Linked DNA regions of Homo sapiens: all the other regions are linked to region 1. A link is a contact called in ENCODE Hi-C or POLR2A ChIA-PET data. All regions are on one chromosome and are shown on one strand. Each heading gives the region's core, a stretch centred on a gene start or an enhancer-like site at or near the end of the contact. The rest is flanking DNA. Distances are from core to core; before and after follow the strand shown. Region 1 holds the start of RPL6 (ribosomal protein L6). Region 2 holds the start of OAS1 (2'-5'-oligoadenylate synthetase 1). Region 3 overlaps NAA25 (N-alpha-acetyltransferase 25, NatB auxiliary subunit).

Region 1 (4,641 bases), core at 1,164-3,663:
ATCCCAGCTACTCAAGAGGCTGAGGCAGGAGAATGGCTTGAACCCAGGAGGCAGAGGTTGCAGTGAGCCAAGATCACGGCACTGCACTCCAGCCTGGGCGACAGAGCAAGACTCCATCTCAGAAAAAAAAAAAAAAGATTAAGTGTCTGCAAAAATGTCTGCTTTGTGATTAAAGTGCTGCACAAATTTCAGAGAATTTTATATATGGCAAAACTAAACTTAATAAAAACATTTACTTTATAACTAACATGGTATTTTGCCCAACTAATGAATTGTAAATTTTGCAATACCGCAACAAAACACAAGAGGGGGTTCATCTACGTTTTTATTTTAATGACAGGTCATTCAACACATATTTTGGGGCGTTCACTAGGTGAAATTATCTGAGATTGCCAGCAATTTTGAGGGGCCCACGTAAGCAACTGTGCATCTCATTCATTCATTGTGGTACATTTTCTGCAGTTGAAGTTTCTAAGAGGTGCTTTGCTGAGGAAGCTAAACAAATAAAGCTGCTGACATTCCCATTCTCAAAAAAAAGGGCAGTGTTCATCTGATCATTGTATTTGTATCCTCAGTGAATCAGAACCAGAAAAAGGCTAAATGATTCCCAGAGACACAGCCATGAAGCAGGTGGTTTCGATCTGAAAAAATCAAGGTGAAAAGCTCTAGCAACCAGAAAGAAACGAATGGAGGAAAATGGAAAACGCAAGCTAGAAGGTATTACAAATGTGTACATGTTGGCTTAAGGGCTTTGAAGCAGTAAAGAACTATCACATATACTGTGTTGTGTATTTTGTAAAAGATAATAAATATTCTTATTTTTAATTCTAACATGAGCAAAACTCTCATGCATCTTCATTAATCATCTCTTTAATCTTGCAGCCTAATGGTTAAGAGTGCAATCTTTGGAATCAGATCTATGCTGTGAGCAAGTTACTTAATGTCCTTGAGACTCAGTTTCCTCATAATAGTATCATTCACAGGTTGTTGGGAGAATTAAATGAAATAAAGCAAGGCACATTGTATGCAATATTGCCTATTATCTCCCATGCATAAACTTTAGCAGAATACTTGACAACAACTAGGATGTTGATGATCAGATGATTGTAGTGGTGATGGTGACAATAACAAGAGCTAACAGTTCGCCAGGTGCGGTGGCTCACGCCTGTAATCCTAGCACTTTGGGAGGCTGAGGCGGGTGGATTACTTGAGGTCAGGAGTTCAAAACCAGCTTGGCCATCATGGTGAAACTCTGTCTCTACTAAAAATACAAAAAATTAGCTGGGCATGGTGGTGTGCGCCTGTAATCCCTGCTACTTGGGAGGCTGAGGCAGGAGAATCACTTGAACCCAGGAGGCAGAGGTTGCCGTGAGCCAAGATCGTGCCACCACACTCCAGCCTGGGTGACAGAGCGAGACTCCATCTCAAAAAAAAAAAAAAAAAAAAAAAAAAAAAAAAAAAAAGAGCTAACACTTATGTAGCATTTACCATCCATCAAATAATCAAATATGCTTCTCAGTACTGTTGTATATATTATTTAATGTTCCCAACATCCTTATGAAGTAAGTTACTATTGTTATCCTCACTTTAATTTTTTTTTACTTTTTTTAAGACAGAGTCTCATTCTGTAGGCCAGGCCGGAGGACGGGAATGAGAAAGGCCATGTACAAGAGGAAGTAGTCAGCCGCTAAATCCAAGGTAAGGGAAGAGGGGACCACTGACCTAATCTCAAGTGACAAGATTAGAGTTCACTGCACTGCAGCCCAGACCTCCAAGACTCAAGTGATCCTCCCGCCTTAGCCTCCCGAATAGCTGGGACTACAGGCACTAACAACCACACTCGGCTAATTTTTTTTCTTTTTTTCTTTTTTTTGTTGTTGTTATTGTTTTGAGACTGAGTCTGGCTCTATTTCCCAGGCTGGAGTGCGGTGGCACGCAGTGGCACGATCTTTGGAGTGCTGGGATTACAGGCGTGAGCCACCGTGTCCGGCCCTTTTTTTTTTTTTTTTCTTTTTTGAGAATCTTGCTCTGTTGCCTAGAGCGCAGTGTCGCGATCTTGGCTCACTGCAATCTCCACCTCCAGATTCAAGTGATTCTCCTGCCTCCGCGCCTCGACTGGCTGTCATTACAGACACGCACCACCCACGCCCGGCTACCTTTTGTATTTTTAGTAGAGACGGGATTTCACCATGTTGGCCAGGCTGGTCTCGAACTGCCAACCTCAGAGGATCCTCCTGCCTCGGCCTCCCAAAGGGCTGGGATTACAGGCGTGAGCCACCGCACCCGGCCTAGGATTTACTACTTTTTTCTTAACGGGGAAATACTACATTCCCCATGATGCCCCAGATCCGGAAGGAAGTGAGACTCGCACTTCCCATGATTGCTTATAGACCGGAAGCCGGGACCTTAATTCTCTTTCCCATCTTGCAAGGTAAGAATCGCGGGCCTGTCTGCAAGACTTGAGTTCAGGACTCCCAATCCTTCGCCATCCGAACCTGGAGGGCATCCAGTCGACACCTACAGGGGTCGGACATGTCCAAGGCTAACTGAGAGGCCTTCCAGACGCTTCATTTTTGTTGTTTGGGTTTGCGGCAGGGCACAAAGAGGGTGAGGTAGAATGCCGTAGTGGCTCCCTCCGGTTCTTCGCCACTCTCTTGGGCTGGGGGAACGAGGCCCTTTCGGGGACCCGTAGCAGACTGGTGGGTGTTAGAGGAAGCGGGGAGACGGCGCGTGCACTGTGTTCCTGGTCCTGGGTTCCAGAGGATGACACTGAGCCTGTCGCAGCCACGTTGGGGTTCCGCACTGAAGCCAAAAGGTTTCGCGTCTCCCAGCGTCCCCGACCGGAAGTCGCCTCTTGGTCTTTGCGATCTTTTTCTCTGGCTCAATTTGGGCTGATTCCGTTTGTGTCCGCAATTCCTAAATCGAGTTTCTTGAAAAGAGACACTGGTCTTAAGGGTTAAGACGAAAGGTACTGAAAGTAAGGGATTTCAAGTTCTGGTCTTGGTGCTTCTAACCTGTGGACACATTCTGCATCTAAGTTTTCTAATTCGCAAAACAGTAATAAAAAATAATGGTTGTACGGACTTCTGACCGCTCAGTATTTGGCAAAAAACCTAATAGGTGTGAGGTAGTTTCAAATTCTCAAAAAAAAAGTTTATAGTGTATTGGGGAGACAAACCCCAAATGAGTCATAGTGAAGGTTGGAGTAGAATGGGTAGAGTTTGAGAGGAAGGCCTGTATCTTACCGGGGGAGGGATTGTAGTCTGGGGAGCCCAGCCCATTCATGTACAGGTTCATTATTGTCTTGTTAGAGAGATGACTGGTGAAATGCCTTTTTTTATCTACAAAAAAATATTTTTAGATGGCGGGTGAAAAAGTTGAGAAGCCAGATACTAAAGAGAAGAAACCCGAAGCCAAGAAGGTTGATGCTGGTGGCAAGGTGAAAAAGGGTAACCTCAAAGCTAAAAAGCCCAAGAAGGGGAAGCCCCATTGCAGCCGCAACCCTGTCCTTGTCAGAGGAATTGGCAGGTATTCCCGATCTGCCATGTATTCCAGAAAGGCCATGTACAAGAGGAAGTACTCAGCCGCTAAATCCAAGGTAAGGGAAGAGGACCACGGACCATTATGTCTTAACCTTAATTGGCATTCTCTTACTGTTGATGCATTTGTGTCCTTGTAGGTTGAAAAGAAAAAGAAGGAGAAGGTTCTCGCAACTGTTACAAAACCAGTTGGTGGTGACAAGAACGGCGGTACCCGGGTGGTTAAACTTCGCAAAATGGTAAGATGTGGGGACTGTAAATTGGATTTTCTGTTTATGCTTGAATACTGTGAAGATGTTTTTGAATACTTAGATACTGTAAGTTTCTGCATACCGGAGAATTTCTGATAGAAAATAAAGGGCTCTGGGTTTGTAACTTGGCTTCAACATTTACTGTTAATCTTAAGTAATTTAAATTACTCGTCTGTGCTTTGTTCCTTTGCATATAATATGGGAATGAGGCTGAGTGTGGTGGCTAATGCCTGTAATCCCAGCACTTTGGGAGGCTGAGGCGAGCAGATCACCTGAGGTCAGGAGTTCAAGACCAGCCTGGCCAACATGGTGAAACCACATCTCTAGTAAAAATATACAAATTAGCTGGTTGCGTGCCTGTAGTCCCAGCTGCTCTGGAGGCTGAGGCAGAAGAATCGCTTGAACCCGGGAGGCAGAGATTGCACTACTGCACTCCAGCCTGGGCGACAGAGGGAGGCTTCATCTCAAAAAAAGATAAGATGGGAATGAGGGTTTACCTCAAAGAGTTTTTATGGAGATTAAATGAAATAATACATAGCCTGTTCTATAGAACATTTCCCACTAGAGCAGTGTTTCTTGGCCCCCTTTACCACACACAAGACCCAATGTAATCTCAGGATTTGCTCTGTAATTTTCATTATGGGAACATTCCCAAATAAGTTAACACCATACAGTTTCACAGTTGAAGATTACTGCATGAGAGGGAAGATGACAGTTGTTTTGTGAACTCGTTTTCCCATTAGGTGATCATGTTTGTGGTGAAAGTGAGACTGCACTAATGATATGGTATAGTTGGAAATAGGTTATTGTGAGTTATTTGTAGTCATGTCTTTAATGGCCCTTGCATGGTG
Region 2 (4,641 bases), core at 1,411-3,910, 500 kb before region 1:
ACATTCGTGGCTCACTGACACCTCGAATCCTTGGCTGGCCTCATGTGATCGTTCAGTCTCAGCGTCCTGAATAACTGCGACCACAGGCATGTACCACCACACTTGGCTAATGTTTTAAAATTTTTAGTAGAGATGAGGTTTCACTTTGCTGCCCAGGCTGGTCTTGAACTCCTGGGCTCAAGCGACCCTCCTGCCTCAGCCTCCAAAAGTGTTGGAATTACAAGCATGAGCCACCACACTTGGCTGGAAGTTCCTATTTTTGAACACCTATTACTCATCAGAGCTGAATGTAGATGATCATTTATCACTTAAAATAATGATATGATACAGGTAGTGTGGTTTTACCAATTCTCCTGATGTGGCAAGGGAGCCTCTGAGAGGTTACACTTCCTGTCCAAATGTTCCTGCAAATTATAAATATCTATCTCCCAACGTGCTGCATACGTTTGATGAGATCTCATGTTGGGACAAAGATGAGAGTAACATGAACTTTAAGCCACATCTTTGCTGCCTGATTTTAGAAAGATAAAATTCACACATTTTGCCTTAAACAGAACCAGTAAGCCTTGCAGATGTTCTGTAAGAAATGTCTTTGTCCCCACATTATGCCAATTTGCTGTTTAATGTCTCTCCTGTGATAGATCATGACCGTATTCATTCTTGCCCCGGGACAGATCCTAAGATCTCCTCCCACCCTGCTTTAGAGAGATGCCCTGTTGGGGCAAAAAGCTCTCAAACTGTGGGAGATTTCTGCTCAGAAATGGGAAGAGGGAGAAAAAGAAGCTGGGAGCTCTCACCCAGGGCATCAAAGGCAGGCAGCACATCGAACTCCACCCCCTCCCCGAGCTGGAGCGAACTCAGTACGAAGCTGAGCGCACGGGGGTTGCCCCAGCGTGGAGCCTGGACCTCAAACTTCACGGAAAATGCTCTCTCTCTTTGACAGGCTTCCAGCTGTCTCCTAATTTCCTGGATGAACTCTCCCCGGCGATTTAACTGATCCTGAAAAGTGGTGAGAGGACTGAGGAAGACAACCAGGTCAGCGTCAGATCGGCCTCTGAGGGTGGTGCCCTTGCCTGAGGAGCCACCCTGAAAAAGACGACAAAAATAATAATTGATGCTTAGTGAGGCAAACCTCCCTAAATAAAATGACAGGAGCAATCACTAACATTATGGAGCACTAGCCACTGTTCTGAAGGCATTGCATGTCTTAAACTCCTATAATGCTCACAATGATGCTATGATTTGGATGCCATTATCATTAGTTCCCATTTTACAGATGGGAAAATGGATGCTCAGTGAGATAATATATCAGCCCCATCACCCAGCTAGTAGGTGGCAAATACAATTCAAACCTGGGGGCCTTCTTCCAGGATCTGTGTTCTTTTCCCATTGTCCTTTACGATGCCCAGGACTAGCTTATGCTGGGTGGTTCACACTTACTATTTTACTTAATCTACACGGCCCTATGAGGTATTGAGGGAAAGTAGAGGAAAAATCAGTTAGGTAAATGGTCAAGGCTGGGCCCTGGAGGAGCGGCCTGCCTGAAACTGGCGCAGGGAGTGGGACTTACCTAAAACAAATCCACAGTTATACATACAAGAGAAGCAGCGCTTTATGCTTGCCTAGAGATATACCCACAGCTGCATAAGGTAAGGGAAGTTGCACAGCTTTACTGATAAAAAGTTTCTCAAACAGTTACAGGGAGGAGAGTGGTTTCTTATAAAAGTTTTTTGCATTCAGCTGCAATCTGGCAATCCACTCAGACTTCCCTCTCCACAGTGGAGACAGCTTTCTTCTTTTGCTTACTGAACTTTTGCTCCAAGCTCACGTTTGTGTCCATGTTCCTTAATTTTCTTGGATGCAGGACAAAGAACCTTGGGTACTAATTCAGTGAGAAGCTGCTACATTAAGGTGCACTGGCAAGACTGCAACAGTATTGGGGATTATGGCTGAGGAAATTGGAACACAGAGTAGTTAAGTGACTTGCTCAAGGTCTTGCAGCCAGCAGGTGCTATTTGCTTTCAAAACATATGATTCTTCACTGCAGAAATGGTGAGCCCCTAGCCTGGCCACGAATTAGCAAACTGTTTACCAGAGCTGGGATTCAGTTCCCTATTTCTGAAATGGGCATCGCCCAGGACAGTGGTTCATAAACTTCAGCGGGAAGTAGGGGGGAGGGTCACTTGTTAATAATAGGGATGTAGGATTTCACCCCAGAATCTATTTTAACATGCTGTGTGGATAAATAAGAAACCACCATCCCAGAAGATCTCAGCTCTCTGTACTCACATTTGCACCCTGGGTTCTAGGTTTTTGCTTCTCTCTCTCTCTCTCTCTCATTCTCAATCTCAACTCTTGCACATTCAGCCACCCCTCCCCTGGCCAGGCAGGCCTGGACTCACCTTTACCACCTTGGACACACACACAGGGTAGGAGCTACCTCGGAAGCACCTTTCCTTCAGGAACCCACAGATGATGTCAATGGCATGGTTGATTTGCATGCGGAAACACGTGTCTGGCAAGAGATAGTCTTCAATGAACTTGTCCAGAGATTTGGCTGGGGTATTTCTGAGATCCATCATTGACAGGAGAGAGAGTGGCAACAGAACTGCCTCCCAGACCTGTTTGCTTTTATCTCTTCTGCTGACTGAGCTTGGACTGCTGTTGGTTTCGTTTCCTCAGAAGGGAGGAGCTGTCTTTGCACTTTCCTTTTGCAAATCAGACACTCCCCTGATCCCAGTGCTGAATTTCATCTGCTCACTCTTCTGCTTCCTGAAACTTACCCTTTGTCCTTTAGCCAGCAACAAGCAGCCCAGCCTTTCTCTGAACTCTGCTCTGGAAATGCATTTTAACCTCCAGCCAACATAAATCTTATTTAACAGATTTTGTGTTTCCTTCTTTATCTTTTTTTTGTTGTTGATGAAATCCTTTCACAGTTGTCTGTGGTATTTTCCAGCAATACATGCCCACTGCAAAAAGAAAAAAAGTCAGAAAAACCAGGAAGTGGAAAGATCATCTATGATTCTAACACTACAAAATTGCCTCTATAAACGTTTTGATATAGAGCTTTCCAGATTTTTTTCAAATGTTAACACACACACAAACACAGGTCTCTTTTCTTTTTGTTAAGAATGGTATTATACTATGCTTTTTTCCCTTTCAATTAGTAGATTTTTATTTTATTTTATTATTTTTTGGAGACAGGATCTTGCTTTGTTATCCAGGCTGGAGTGCAGGGGCATGATCATGACTCGTGCAACCTCAACTTCCTGGGTTCAAGGGATCCTCCTGCCCCAGCCTCCTGAATACCTGGGACTACAGGCATGCGTTACTGCACCCAGCTCATTTTTTATTTTTTGTAGAGACAAGGTCTTGCTATGTTGCCCAGGTTGGATTTTATTTCTCACAGCAGTTTTAGGCTTACAGAAATATTGAGCTGAATGTGCAGAGAGTTCCATAAGCTCTCTCTCCTGCCAATAAGTTCCTCTATTATTAACAGTACTGTGATACATTTGTTACAATTGATGAATTGATATTAATACATCATAATTAACAAAAGTCCATTTACATTAAGGTTTACATTAAGGTTCACTCTTGTGTCCTACAGTTCTATGGATTTTGCCAAACATAACATGTCATGTATCCACCATTACAGCACCATGCAGAATAGTTTTGAGATAGGAGGTGGGGCTTGACTCAGGGCCAGATTGAAGACTGGCTGGCATGAGCACCAGCACCATGAACAGTTTACTCATTCCCTGGCAATGACCCAGTTACCACCCTTCTTCTAGAAATTTCTGAATAACCTGCCCTTAATTTGCACGTATTTAAAAGTGGGTATGAATGTGACTATAGAAGTGCCCTGAGCTGCTGCTCTCCAGGCACTGCCTATGGGGTGGCCCTGCTCTGCAGGGACAGTCACAGAACTGTAACCCTGCTGCCTCAATAAACCTTTTTCTTCCTCCTCTAGCTCACCCTTGAATTCCTTCCTGGACGAAGCCAAGAGCCTTCCCGGACGGTGTCCCAGTTTTGGGGCTCCCCTGCCCTGCAAGAGTTTCACTACCTTAAAATCCCCTATGCCTCACCTGTTCATCCCTCTCTGAGTTAGATCTTTCTTCTCCTAATATATGCATTCAATGCTATAACTTTCCCTCTAAACACTACTTTCACTACATCCCACACTTTTTGATAGGCTGTTTTTTCATTTTAATTTAATTCAAAATATATTTATTTATTTTGTTGAGACAGGGTCTCACTCTGTTGCCCAGGCTGGGGTGCAGTGGCACAATCTTAGCTCACTGCAGCCTTGACCTCCTGGGCTCAGGTGATCCTCCCACCTCAGCCTCCCAAGTAGCTGGGACTACAGGTACATGCCACCATGCCTGGCTAATTTTTGTATTTTTTGTAGAGATGGGGTTTCTGCATGTGGCCCAGTCTGGTCTCGAACTCCTGGGCTCAAGCGATCCATCTGCCTCAGCCTCCCAAAGTGCTAGGATTATAGGCGTAAGCCACTGAGCCTGGCCCAAAATATTTTAAAATTTCTCTTGAGACTTCTTCCTTGCCCCATGTGTTATTTAGAGGTGTGTTCTTTAATCTCCATATATTTTGGAATTTTCCAGCTATCTTTCTTTTGTGGGTTTC
Region 3 (4,641 bases), core at 1,340-3,839, 330 kb after region 1:
ACATGCTCTATTAAATAACTTTTTAAAAACCTATAAATGACTGTCTTTTTATTATTGAAAAGTTTCAGAGGTTGCACTTCTTGTTTTTTTTCTGTAAGGTTGAACTTTATTATATGATCCTGGAACGTTTGGGAAAGTACCAGGAGGCCTTGGATGTCATCAGAGGGAAATTAGGAGGTAATTTTTAAACATTTTCTTAAAGCTTTTTTTTTTTCCTATTTAAACATGAAAAATGTTTATTGTAGAAAATTTCCACATAAGGATATAAAGACATAAACACTTTTGATCATTTTGTTATATTCTTCCAGACTTTTCTGTATGTTGTAAATTTATTTTTAAAAATGTTTTTACTTGAAAATAACAGATTCAGAAACTTCAAGGAGTGTGAAAGGTTATACTCCAGATCTCTAGCCGTCTTCCCCTAGGTTTTCCTCCAGTTACACTTTATATTCTTGTAAAGATTCATCTTCCCCACTTTTTTTTTTAAACACGAATGAAAACATAATATACCTGGCTCATAGAATAATCTTATTCAGTTAGCACAATGTTTTTATTTAAAAAAAATTTTTCTTTAAAAATTTTAAATTAATTAATGCCCCTCTAGTCAGGATTTGTACTCTGTAGATACCGCAAACATTCCTTCTTTATTTGTATGTCTGTCTTATGAAGGCATTTGAGTTTGTGACCTCTGCTGTGCATACTCTTATACCCATACTTTATTTTTATTATTTATTTATTTATTTTAAAGAGATGAGGTCTCACTGTTTTGCCCAGGCTGGACTTGAACTCCTGGGCTCAAGTGATTCTCCCATCTCAGCCTCCCAAGTAGCTAGGACGACGGGCACACACCACCACACTGGGCTCCATTATTTCTTTCTTTCTTTTTTTTTTTGGAGACAGAGTCTCACTCTGTGGCCAGGCTAGAGTGCAGTGGTGCGATCTCGGCTCACTGCAACCTCTGCCTCCTGGGTTCAAGTGATTCTCCTGCCTCAGCCTCGTGAGTAGCTGGGACTACAGGCACACACCACCACGCCCAGCTAATTTTTGTATTTTTAGTAGAGACGGGGTTTCAACATGTTGGCCAGGCTGGTTTCAAACTCCTAACCTCAAGTGATCTGCCTGCCTCTGCCTCCCAAAGTGCTGGGATTACAGGTGTGAGCCACCACGCCTGGCCTCCATTATTTTATTATTATTATTATTATTTTAACTAAATAGTATTTCCTAGAGATAAAGTTCACTACCTCACTCCTTTAATAACTGTCCAGTGTTCCACAGTGTGAATGTAGAAATTTACTTAACCAGTTTTTGATGGATATTTAGGCTACTCACAAGAAACTTCTTGTTTTTTTTTGTTGTTGTTGTTGTTTTTGAGACAGGGCCTTGCTCTGTTAGCCAGGCTAGAATGCAGTGGCATCATCACAGCTCACTGCAGCCTTGATCTCCTGGGTTTAAGTTATCCTCTCACCACAGCCTCCTAAATAGTTAGGACTCCAGGCGTATGCCATCAAACCTGGCTAATTTTTATATTTTTTGTAGAGGTGGGGTCTCAATATGTTGCCCAGGCTGGTCTCGAACTCCTGGTCTCAAGCGATCTGCCTGCTTCAGCCTCCCAAAGTGCTGGGATTACTACAGGTGTGACCTGTCAGGCCTGGCCCTTTTTTTTTTTTAAACTACATTATAGCTCTATGGATAGTAAAAAGTTAGATTCTCAACAGGAAATTCATAATGTAATTTTTGGTATCCTTAATCTGCTAAACAGTTGGGCAAATCTAATTTGGTCAGAACTATCATCCTAGTTTTTTTGTTTTCAGTTGTTTGGAAAGATTTGATTCCTCTCCACTCTTTTTTGTCTTCTTCCAACATCTCATCTTTCTTAGCTCATGTCAGCTCAGTCCTCTTTGATGTTTTGGAACTGTATGGATGGGCAGCTTGTCTATGGACTAAATTTACTAGTCCCTAGATGCTGTTGGGATTTTATAAGTATATCCCATGTACTATTAATAGATGTTCAACCCAATACATTGTGAAACCTATCCTTTTACAAAGAAAATGATTATAAAAATTTACTGTCAGTAATGTACTTTTTTCTTTGAAGTAAAATAATCTTTAATAAGATAGTAGTAGTTTGTATGTAATAGTGGTCCCATTTTCTAAGAGAGTGAATAAGAAAATGTGACATTTAGGCCGGGCCCGGTAGCTCACAGCTGTAATCCCAGCACTCTGGGAGGCTGGGATGGGTGGATCACCTGAGGTCAGGAGTTTAAGACCAGCCTGGCCAACATGGTGAAATCCTGTCTCTACTAAAAATACAAAAATTAGCCAGGCGTGGTGGCAGATGCCTGTAATCCCAGCTACTTGGGAGGCTGAGACAGGAGAATCGCTTGAATCCAGGAGGTGGAGGTTGCAGTGAGCCAAGATCGTGCCATTGCACTCCAGCCTGGGTGACAAGAGTGAAACTCCATCTCAAAAAAAAAGAAAAGAAAATGTGACATTTTCCTTCTTGTGGTTGGACTCTATTCTGGTTATTGAGCAGAAATGAAACCAGCTTACCAACTTTTATAACTTTTGATTTTAGAGAAGTTGACAAGTGAGATTCAGAGTCGGGAAAATAAATGCATGGCTATGTACAAGAAGCTGAGCAGGTGGCCAGAGTGCAATGCCCTTTCCCGGCGCCTCTTACTAAAAAAGTGAGTAAAAGCTTTCTTTTGTACCATTTGACTGTAGTGAGGCTTTAAGACCTCACTATTGATTTTCTTGGTGTCTGTGTTTTGAAGTTTCTGGGCATAAAGTCTTCTTATAGTAGTTGTGTCCTGCATGTTTCTAAAAGTTTTTAAGGAGCCTTCATCTTTCAGTAGAGTATTATAATGGTACTTGTAGGCTGGGCATGGTGGCTCATGCCTATGATCCCAGCACTTTGAGAGGCCAAGGTGGGCAGATCACTTGAGGTCAGGAGTTTGAGACCAGCCTGGCCAACATGGCGAAACCCTGTCTTTACTGAAAATACAAAAATTAGCTAGTTGTGGTGGTGCGTGCCTGTAGTCCCAGCCCCTCGGGAAGCTGAGGCACAAGAATCGCTTGAACCTGGGAGGCAGAGGTTGCAGTGAGCTGAGATCATGCCACTGCACTCCAGCCTGGGTGACAACAATGAGACTCCATCTCAAAAAAAAAAAAAAGATACTTGTGCCACCATGGTGCTGAATTCTAGTTAGGGCTTAAGAATGAACACTGAAAATCATTAATTTCTCAAATTCAGTATTCCCCTAAAAGAGAGAGGCTTCATTCTTTGCTACAACACTTCTCTCCCCTTCCCTCTATTTTGGAAGTGCTTATGTGGGGACTTTTCTGTTATGAATATTAGTTTTCTAGACCTGGTCATTTTATTGAAGGAAAGAGTAGTTTACTACTCTTTACAAATACAAAGTAGTATTACTTTGAAAATGCCCTTTTAGATTTGCAAAGGAAACATGGAGTGGGTGGGGGTAAGCCAACCTACTACATACTAAAATATAACTTACAAAATAAATTGAATATCATGGTTCCTAAGGAAGATCTGTCACAACTTGGGTTTAATCCTGTGTGCATCATTCAATCTGATTTTAGCTCAGATGACTGGCAGTTCTATCTGACTTATTTCGATTCTGTCTTTCGACTGATTGAAGAGGCCTGGAGTCCTCCTGCTGAAGGTGAACAGTAAGTTGTCTTCTTTCCTGAATTATAACAGCACTTTTTAATATAGTGTAGTGAAAGGATTTCATTATAAGCCAATTGAATTCTCTTTTTCTGTCTCAATAAAGTATTCCTTTCAAAGTAAGACATTTTTTCATATTTTTTAAAGTATAAAATACACAAGTTCATTCTAAAAATCATGTTAGTGCCAAAATATGTGGTGTGCTAATTTCCACTTATCCTACCATTCCAAAAATAACTCTTGTTAATAGTTTGGTGCCTTTCCGTGAGATTTATTTCCATCTTTATGCTAAGATAATTTTTCTTTTTCTCCTTTTTTTTTTTTTTTTTTTTTTTGAGATGGAGTTTGGCTCTTGTCACCCAGGCTGGAGTGCAATGGCACGATCTTGGCTCACTGCAACCTCTGCCTCCCAGAAGCAAGCGATTCTCCTGCCTCAGCTTCCCGAATAGCTGGGACTATAGGTGCCCACCGCCGTGCTCAGCTACTTTTTGTATTTTTGGTAGAGACGGGGTTTCACCGTGTTGGCCAGGCTGGTCTCAAACTCCTGACCTCAGGTGATCCACCCATCTCAGCATCTCAGCCTCCCAAAGTGCTGGGATTACAGGTGTGAGCCATTGCGCCCGGCTTAATTATTCTTATATTTAATATAAAAATGGGATTGTATTAGACACGATTTGCAACCTGTTATTTTTCAGCCTTGAAATATATCTTGAACATCTTTCATTTCTGGTACATGTAGATCTCTTTCATTTTTTTTCCCCCCAGTGGCTTAAGAGTACTCCAGATGTACCATAATTCATTTAGCATTTTCCCTATTGATGATACTTGGATTTTTGAAGATCTCTTTTTTTTTCCTTTGTCCTTTTGTTATTGGCTATTGTAGGCAGTACTACAATAAATTTTTTTTCCTTTTTATAGGCATCTAGAGTTAAATGAATAAATGGGGCCGGGCA

Evidence for each region. A loop is a pair of places that touch in the nucleus more often than their neighbours do. ChIA-PET counts read pairs that join two places held with the same protein, here RNA polymerase II (POLR2A). Pooled maps may share reads with other maps.
Region 2: a loop to region 1 is called in a pooled map, with 4 times the contacts of the local background. The contact joins the promoter of OAS1 here to the promoter of RPL6 in region 1. A Hi-C loop is called at or near these places in 6 of 50 pooled maps. POLR2A ChIA-PET finds 5 or more read pairs at or near these places in 2 of 52 experiments (CD4-positive, alpha-beta T cell and Caco-2).
Region 3: a loop to region 1 is called in a pooled map, with 2.7 times the contacts of the local background. The contact joins the enhancer-like site here to the promoter of RPL6 in region 1. A Hi-C loop is called at or near these places in 2 of 50 pooled maps. POLR2A ChIA-PET finds 5 or more read pairs at or near these places in 4 of 52 experiments (WTC11, activated CD4-positive, alpha-beta T cell, activated naive CD4-positive, alpha-beta T cell and 1 more).

Annotation. Positions count from the first base shown.
Region 1 is chr12:112,407,377-112,412,017 of GRCh38, reverse strand. It overlaps RPL6 (ribosomal protein L6), which reads left to right and starts at 2,413. Exons shown (of 7, transcript NM_000970.6): 1 at 2,413-2,431; 2 at 3,362-3,598; 3 at 3,680-3,778. The coding sequence starts at 3,362. RefSeq lists an enhancer at 2,603-2,782.
Region 2 is chr12:112,904,981-112,909,621 of GRCh38, reverse strand. It overlaps OAS1 (2'-5'-oligoadenylate synthetase 1), which reads right to left and starts at 2,660. Exons shown (of 6, transcript NM_016816.4): 1 at 2,403-2,660; 2 at 798-1,086. The coding sequence starts at 2,582. RefSeq lists an enhancer at 2,380-2,819.
Region 3 is chr12:112,073,724-112,078,364 of GRCh38, reverse strand. NAA25 (N-alpha-acetyltransferase 25, NatB auxiliary subunit) reads left to right here. Exons shown (of 24, transcript NM_024953.4): 7 at 99-177; 8 at 2,576-2,687; 9 at 3,601-3,690. Among named protein-coding and RNA genes, the nearest start is that of NAA25, 33 kb to the left of the region's middle. Within about 2 kb of position 2,589, at least 2 of the 41 ENCODE cell types and tissues checked have a DNase peak (open chromatin) inside an H3K27ac peak, as active enhancers do.